Linked DNA regions of Homo sapiens: region 1 is linked to region 2. Evidence: read pairs that join two places in POLR2A ChIA-PET (ENCODE). Cell type or tissue: OCI-LY7. All regions are shown on one strand.

Region 1 (4,000 bases), 65 kb after region 2:
ACCACCCTTCCTCTATATTCATTCTAGCCCTGTGCCTGTCCCCCAGCAGTAACTAATTAACCAAAATAATAATTTTCCATAGCATAGTTGCACTCAAGGGTATATTCCAACTCTAATAGTCTATATTACTGCTATTTTTAATTAGTCTTTTGCAAGCCTCATTTTAAAGGAGACTGAGTTTGAGTTGTTTTCTCTGTATGCGTTTAGTGTGCCAGGACAGCCGTATTTGGAGGAGCCCTACCAAAATGTCTGTTTCCAAGCTTTTCTGACTATTTTACAGTCTCCAAAATCATCTGATATGGATGATATCACATTTTGCATGGTAAGTGGACTATCATTGACGTAGTGAATGTTGCGGATGTGTCTAGAAGCAGATTGGAAAAGTGTTACTAACGAGTTTAATTTGCACCATTAGCTTCGTCTAGAGAAATACACATATATGAAATGTTTGTAACCTAAAAAGACTAAAATCATACCATTTCGGTTTAAATTATAAGAAGCTTTTTATTTGTTATATTTTGCAATTCTAGATTTTTAGAGGAAACTATTCTTTTTCCTTCTGAGTATAAAAGCAATAGTTGCAGGCTAGTGACTATCTTTAAGATGAAAGTAAAGAGAGATTTCACCAAATATATCTGCAATATTTTATTTCTTTTTTAAAAATACGATGCAAACGACAGTTTATTAACATCTTTTAAATTTAGAGTAACACATTTCAAATGTTATATAGCTGAGATAAAGTTCCTTCTAGTCTCCTGCTCGGATATAGCCACTGAAGACAATTTGTGCTGTGTGCCCTCAGATTTTTTTTTCTATATGTAAATGAGCATAATTACAGCTTTAAGTGGGATCATATTTAACATGCTGTTTTGTAACTTTCTTGTTTTGTTAAAACTTAATATCTCTGGGACATCTATTCGGTTCCTGTTAATATACCTCATAGTTTCTAACTGCTATGGCTGGAAGACCTTGGACAAGTTAGTTAACTTCTTGGAGCCTCTGTGTTCCTCCCTGAAAAGGGACTGATATAACCACATTGTGGGGTTCTTATGAGAAGTATATGAAATAAAGCATTCAAAGGGCCTACTGTTATTGTTGTTGAGTTTTACATTTAGCAGAGGGTTAGCTTCTTTTATAATCATTATCATAATCATCAAAATTGAAGTTTTTAAAATTTTCCCACTATTTCAAACAAGGCTACAGTTCACATCATCCCAATGTCGGAAGTGTTTCTTAAGGAGAGAGTTCTAGAAATGAGATTACTGAGTCAAGAAATCAATCTTGGTCAGAATTGCCCTCCAGAAACCAAGTTTCTATAATTTATCAGCAGTTCCCACATACATCCCCTTGCTTTTAAGAGGGCTGGGTTTGCCATATTACAGAGCTTTCCCAATTCTGATCTGTGCTATCTTTTTTATCCCTTGTCACATTTTTCTTGCTAAACATCTTCTCTCTTTTTTCTTGCTCACCATTTGTACATAGTGGTTTATAAACATGTACAATAAGACCACTTCATTATTCTTTTCTTCTAGAAAAGAATTCATGGTAGTTTATTAGGTCTCCTTAGATCTTCATTTCTGCTTTGTGTGTGTATATGTGTGTCTATAATAAAGTTTTTTTTCATCATCTAGAGACTGTCTCTCTTCCATCCTAAGTGGTGCTAGTAAGTTGATTCCTGGACAACCAGATTTTATTCTGCCTTCTAACTGGGTCTCCCTTTTCCCCCTAGTTATTGCAAAATGCATTAAAAGGTATACAGTCACTTCTAAATGGTGGGAGAATGAAACTAACACAGACTGATGAACTTGGAGCACTTTTAGCTGTGCTAAAGGTAAGGCAAGTCTTCATATGATCATTGTCTTTCCTGTTTCAACCCATGGTACAAGGACCACTTTACATCCTTATTCTAAGGCTAACTTTGAGGTATTAAAAGTTCTTACATATATTTTGAGAGAGTAGACAAAAATGTTCATATTCAAAGACACTTAATATTAAGAACAGAAAATAAATCTCCATTTAATAAATGCATCAAAATTTTAAAATTATTTATGAATCTTAGGAAGGGAATCGGTAGGGGAGTATGACCTATAGAATATTTAATTATAGACTATGTTGTACTTGTTTGTACAAGAAGAGCCAGTGCTTCTCCTTGGCTTTCTCCTCCAAGTAGTAGACAGGCCAACCAAGACGTGTGTCAATGGGCAGCTTCCGAGCGTGCCAGTCAGTCGGAAAGTCAGGCCAGCATCTCTGGGGACCCAGCTTCTTCAGCCAGCAAAGTAAGAAGTAATTCTTTCCTTGTGGCATTCTCTTGCTCCCACATCAAATAGAGAGATAGCTATAGGTGGAGATAGGTAAATAAAAATGATAAATTTGTTTAAAAAATTATAGACAGATAAAGTAATTGGATAAATTTTATAAATAAATAAGGAAACTAAAACCAGACCTGATTTGATCTGACCAAACCAAATCCAGCTGGAGGCCAGATAAACTTCAGCTCTTCTTTAAGCCCTATGCCTTCAAGGTATCTATTTTCTATCTCATTTATATTTCCTTAGTAGGCTTTTGAACATTATCTATGAGTGTTGTGATCCAGACATGGTAAATAGTTCTATTTTATGATTAATGGTTTATGATTAATGGTTTTTTTGGTTTCGTGTGTGTGTGTGTGTCCTTATTCATCATTATTAGAAATTCATGTTTCACGGACTCCCTGGACTAAACATAGAGATGCCCACGGTGTTATACCCAACTCCGCTTCCTCAGTATGATGGGCGAACACCTATCAAACCACAGCAATCAGAATCCAGTGCTTCTCGACCAACTTTGGTACATTTATGTTTATTTAGATTTAAGTTGTGGCTTATTTTTAATAGATTGTTGTGTGTGTTTTCTATGATTTGCATCACTACTACCCTAAAAGCCTACCTTGAATTTTATTTCAGTTTAGGGTTGTTAGCATAGTAAATTTAAACTCATCTGATGCTCAAAATACCAATTAAAGCATCTTATACTTCTTAGAGGTGTAGTCAGTATAACAGCTATAAAAATGAGCATTCACTTTATACCCCAAACCAAGCATTCTCATCCCCATGATGCTCAAGACCAGGAGTCAACAAACGTTCTCTAAACTTTCTCTACTAGGCTAGTAAATACTTCAGGTCTCTGTCATAACTACCAACTCTATTGTAACAGTGCAAAAGCAGCCATAGACACTATGTAAATGAATGGGCATGACTGTGTTTCACTAAAATTTTATTTACAGAAGCAGGCTGTGTGCTGGGCTGGATTTGGCTTTTGGGCCATAATTTGCCAACCCCACTCTAGACTGTTAGAAGCCCACCTACCAGTCAGCGCACCATCTCCACACCTTACATTCACCTGATTTCCCAGCCTTTCCAGAAGCTGCCATCTCCCTCGTGCTTTGGTTGGAGAACCTGGAGCATACAGATGTATGGCCAAGGATTCACTTCCAGAAATGTCATACCTGATCAAAGTGCTTCTTATTAGAAATTATTTCACTCATTCACTCACTCAGCATTTACCCAACATCTGCTGTGTTCCAGACGCTGTGCTAAGCACTAAGTATATAGACTCTGGCTGCTTTTAGGAGTTTGAGGGAGAAGGCAAAGATGGATAAATAAACAACTACAATGCAATATTATTGTTTCTCTCATTAGAATATTCACAGAGTACTCTGGGAACACATTGAGGACACTCAGTCTAAATGGAGGGGGAAGAGGAGGCTTTTTAAAGGTGTGGTAGCTAAACAGAGATTTCAGAGTGAGTAGCAGTACAGACAAGGAGGAATGAGTGTTTCAAGCAGATAAACCAAAAGGTGCATAGACATAGAGAATGAGAGTATATATTGCCCATTTGTTAACTAGTAGGACTAGAGTTTCAGTGCGGGGAGAGAAAGAGTGGAGCCGTTGTGTAGCAGAGGCCGAATGATAAGATTCTTGTACAGGAGGCTGAGTAGTTTGGGTTTTTATCTCGTAGGCAA
Region 2 (4,000 bases):
CCTGGGAGCAGTAGAGCTTGGAAAACATCTGCTGCTGCCTGCCTGCCCTGATGGTCCCAGAGATAGGGTGAGGAGTAAATGATTCAGGGCAGGACCCCACAGCTGATCAGCTGATGGCTTGGTTGGGCACAGCAGATTCAATTTTTGCCTTTTTTTTTAAAATATACAGAGTCTTGCTCTGTTGCCCAGGATAGACTGCAGTGGTATGATCTCAGCTCACTGCAACCTCCACCTCCCGGGTTCAAGCAATTCTGTGCTTCAGCCTCCCGAGTAGCTGGGACTACAGGCTCGCACCACACGCCTGGCTAATTTTTTGTATTTTTAGTACAGATGGGGTTTTGCCATGTTGGCCAGGCTCGTCTCGAACTCCTGGCTTCACGTGATCCGCCTGCCTCGGCCTCCCAAAGTGCTGGGATTACAGGTGTGAGCCACCACGCCCAGTCTAGCAGATTCAATTTTTAACAATCTTCCTTCTCTGTCCCACCTTGGAGCCCTCCTGATTTTGTCTGTTTATCTGGTAGGGCCTGCTGTGCTCCTTGCGGATGTGACCAAAGCTCTGAAGCACAGGGTCCCCGCCTGATCTTCCCTTGCCTCTCAAATGTGGCACCCTCCTTCAGCTTGTATATCTGGGCTTCATGTTCTGAGGCAGGAAACTGGATATTGCTGAGGTACAGCCACTCAGCTGGGACCACAGAAGGCAGAAGAGGAGAGTTAGAAACAGGAGAGGACATAAAGTGGGCACCTTCTCATCAAGGACTGGCGCCTAGCCTGGGAGGCCTCCTTCCTGCTGAATATAATCACAATAACACAATAATAACAGTAGCTCCCAATTCTTGCCCATTTACTATATGTCTCTGCCAGGCATGCTGCAAGTGAGTTATATCCATCATTTCATTTAATCCTTTCAGCAATCTGTGAGGTATGTGCTGTGATGATGTTCATTTATACACATGGTGCTGGTAGAAGTTAAATTACCCAGACCACACTGCCAGAAACAGCTAGGATTCCGGCACAGGCCTTCTGACTTCAGATGCCTCTCAGATGCTTTCCTGGCCTTGCAGGGGTTTTTCTCTGTGGTGCTTCAATGCCCCATGGAGCACGACCTCTCTGATGACCTCAAGACAAAACTCTGCAAAAGAACCCCAGCAGGGTATCAGGCTGGAGGAGTGTGTGTCGGGGGGGGGGGGGGGGCGGGTGTGCATGTGTAGAGGGTGATTAGGTGCATTCTGGATAAATCAGAGTGCCAAGAGGGACTCCCCCAAACTTCCAAGGTCCTTTCAGGGTTGGACAGCCAGGAGAAGGTGGCTTCCTCAAGAAAAGAGGTACTGCTGGAGCCTGTCCGCCCTGGCTCCTTTCAGATCTGTGGGTAAAAGGCAGCCAGTGGCTGAGCTGGGAGTTCAAGAGGAGCACAGGAGCATGCAGGCCTACAAGTCTGTCTCCTTCCTGTCTGCTGATGAGAGCAGCTTGATGAGAGTACAGCTCCTCCCTGGGGATCTCAGAGTCTGATGGAAGTGACATAGTTTATAACTAGGGGCACAAGGACCATGCCTGTTTCTCATAGGGGACCCAGCACCAGGGCAGTGCCAGATACACAACGGGAGCACAATACATATTTGTGGATGGACAATGCTCATTTTTATTTTTCTTATGCCTCAGTTTCCCCGGCGATGGTGTCCTGGACTGAAGAGACTGACTGGAGTGCATGTTACTGCCGACAAAGTTTCAGAACACCGGCCAGCGCAAGACCACCGACATCAGACTGAGATACAACGGCAGCGATCCTGGATTTGCAGGGCCAGGATAAACAAGGGACTGTAGAGACCATTTTGTCCCATTCATTAATTTTTAGGCAGAACACAGATCTAGAGAGAATAGATGACTTGCCCCAAGCTACCCCGCGAAGGAGGAGGAGGGCCACGGATAAATAGTGTGCTTCGAGAATCTTAACTCTTCGGGGTCAACCTCTCCTTCTACGCCAAGGAAACAGGATCTTCCTGCAACCCCCCGAGACAACCACCGAACAGTCACCCAACTTAGCACTAGGGCCCAGACGTTCCGTCGATCGAATGTACCACGCTCGATTTCTAGGTCTTTAGCACAACGCAGGATAAGTCGATTGGTCGTCCCTGCCGGTCGCTGCTGAGCGCTGATTGGCTCCGGCTTGGGAAGCGGCAGAAAAGGCCGGCGTGTGGGGCGGGCCTGGGGAAGGGACTCCCGCGGCCCTAAGGTGCTGGCGGGCGTTTGGCGTTGCAGCTGTGTGGGCGCTGGTGCGTGCGAGTAGCGCTCGAAGAAACCCAAAGGCGTCGTGGGGCTGCCGTGTGCCCCAGAGAGCACTGCAGGCCGGGTAGGGGCTAAGGCTCCCCGCAGTCTTCTGTGTGTCGTCCAGTACGCAGTTGAAATCGTTCTCCAACCTGGCCAGTCCTCCGAGGCCCTTCTCAGGCGACCAGACTCTGTTAACAGAGTCCATTGCTAAAACTCCTCGTTAGTATTTACCACTCCTCCAGTCTGTGTTTTGAAGCAGTGGTTTTCAACCACTGCCCGTTTTCAGAAGAAATCATCTCAAGCGTCCGTGTGCTGCTAGAAGCCGGGCCGGGAGGTCTTGGTGCCGGACTCCACCCTGCAGCCCTTCCCTTTCGCCACCGCCCTGTGCTTAGAGAAACCTTAGAGTGGAGCAATGAGTCGCCCTTGACTGAGTAACTCTTCGGGGTCAACTTCTCCTTCCACGCCAAGGAAAGGATTCCAGGGCGATGTTTCTGGAAATAGAGATCTGACCAAGCCACTGCTCTGGTGAAAATTCAGTGGGTCCCTAGCACCTAGTGCAGCGGCTCCTAGCCTGAGTATTGCCGTCTTTCGGTGGGGAGGGGTTGGGTTTTTTTGTAGCATCTGTTGATCTGATCTCCAACATCCTCCACGTCAATTCCCACTCCACCCACATCCCTTATCCTATACGTAAGCTTTCCAGCCACGGTGCTGGCTTGGGTGGGGGTGCGTGCGGTGCTGACACCAAAATGGAGGTCCCGTGTTTCTGAGAGTCTCTTTCAGAGCAATGCAAACCTGAAACTACTCCTGCCAAGAAACGATTGCAGCTCTTCCCGGAAAAGTTAAAGCCTTTGAGAAACAAAGCTGAGGTGGGTAACTTAATTAAAAAAATACAGAGAGGAGTTTCAAGTAGACTAAGTGGGAAGAAAAGGAAAGAGTCTTGGGTGGGGCAGGGATTCAGGGCACCAGCTTCCTTATCGCTGAGCCTGGGGGGTGGGGGAGGAGGGGGCATGTGTTGTCACGGGAGGCATTGATAGAGCAACCTCCTTCAGGGAAAGAAAAATGGAGATAGGAAGCAGAGTGAGGAAAGGCCACAGTGGAGTCTGAGGGCTTCGGGGTGGACTTCTGGCAGGAGCCTTCTCCAGCCATGGCTTTAGGGCTGATATGGTTAGGTGCTTTGTGTCCCCACCCAAGTCTCATCTTAAATTGTAATCCCCATAATCCCCACGTGTCAAAGGAGAGACCTGGTGGAGGTAATTGAATCGTAGGGGTGGTTTCCACCATGCCGTTCTCATGATAGTGTGTGAGTTCTCAGGAAATCAGATGGTTTTATAAGGGGCTCTTCCCCCATCACTCCACACTTCTTTCTGCTGCTTTGTGAAAGAGGTGCCTTGCTTCCACTTCTGCCGTGATTGTAAGTTTCCTGAGACCTCCCTAGTCATGCAGAATTGTGAGTTAATTAAACCTCTTTCCTTTCTAACTTACCCAGTCTTGGGTAGTTTTTTGGTTTTGTTTTGTTTTGAGATGGAGTCTCACTCTGTCACCTAGGCTGGAGTGCAGTGGCGTGATCTCGGCTCACTGCAACCCCCACCTCCCAGGTTCAAGCGATTGTCCTGACACAGTCTCCTAAGTAGCTGGGATTACAGGCACACACCACCACGCCCAGCTAATTTTTGTATTTTTAGTAGAGACGGAGTTTCACCATGTTGGCCAGGCTGGTCTCCAACTCCTGACCTCAAGT

Evidence for each region. Peaks named below come from ENCODE experiments on the same cell type or tissue, not always from the same donor. Only the 100,000 strongest peaks of a DNase experiment are listed, where the experiment ranks them.
Region 1: POLR2A ChIA-PET joins it to region 2 with 6 read pairs; 7 of 35 experiments call an interaction of 5 or more read pairs at or near these places.

What each region holds. Positions count from the first base shown.
Region 1 is chr17:60,068,537-60,072,536 of GRCh38, reverse strand. HEATR6 (HEAT repeat containing 6) reads left to right here. Exons shown (of 20, transcript NM_022070.5): 5 at 208-322; 6 at 1,730-1,831; 7 at 2,689-2,826. Among named protein-coding and RNA genes, the nearest start is that of HEATR6, 8.4 kb to the left of the region's middle. In OCI-LY7, no CTCF peak of the experiment used is centred here; no DNase peak of the experiment used is centred here.
Region 2 is chr17:60,133,884-60,137,883 of GRCh38, reverse strand. LOC100996660 (a long non-coding RNA gene) reads left to right here and starts at 2,240. Exons shown (of 3, transcript NR_187530.1): 1 at 2,240-3,128. RefSeq lists enhancers at 2,299-2,398, 2,509-2,568. In OCI-LY7, no CTCF peak of the experiment used is centred here; DNase peaks (open chromatin) are centred at 2,163 and 2,763; H3K4me3 peaks cover 2,184 bases; H3K27ac peaks cover 1,017 bases.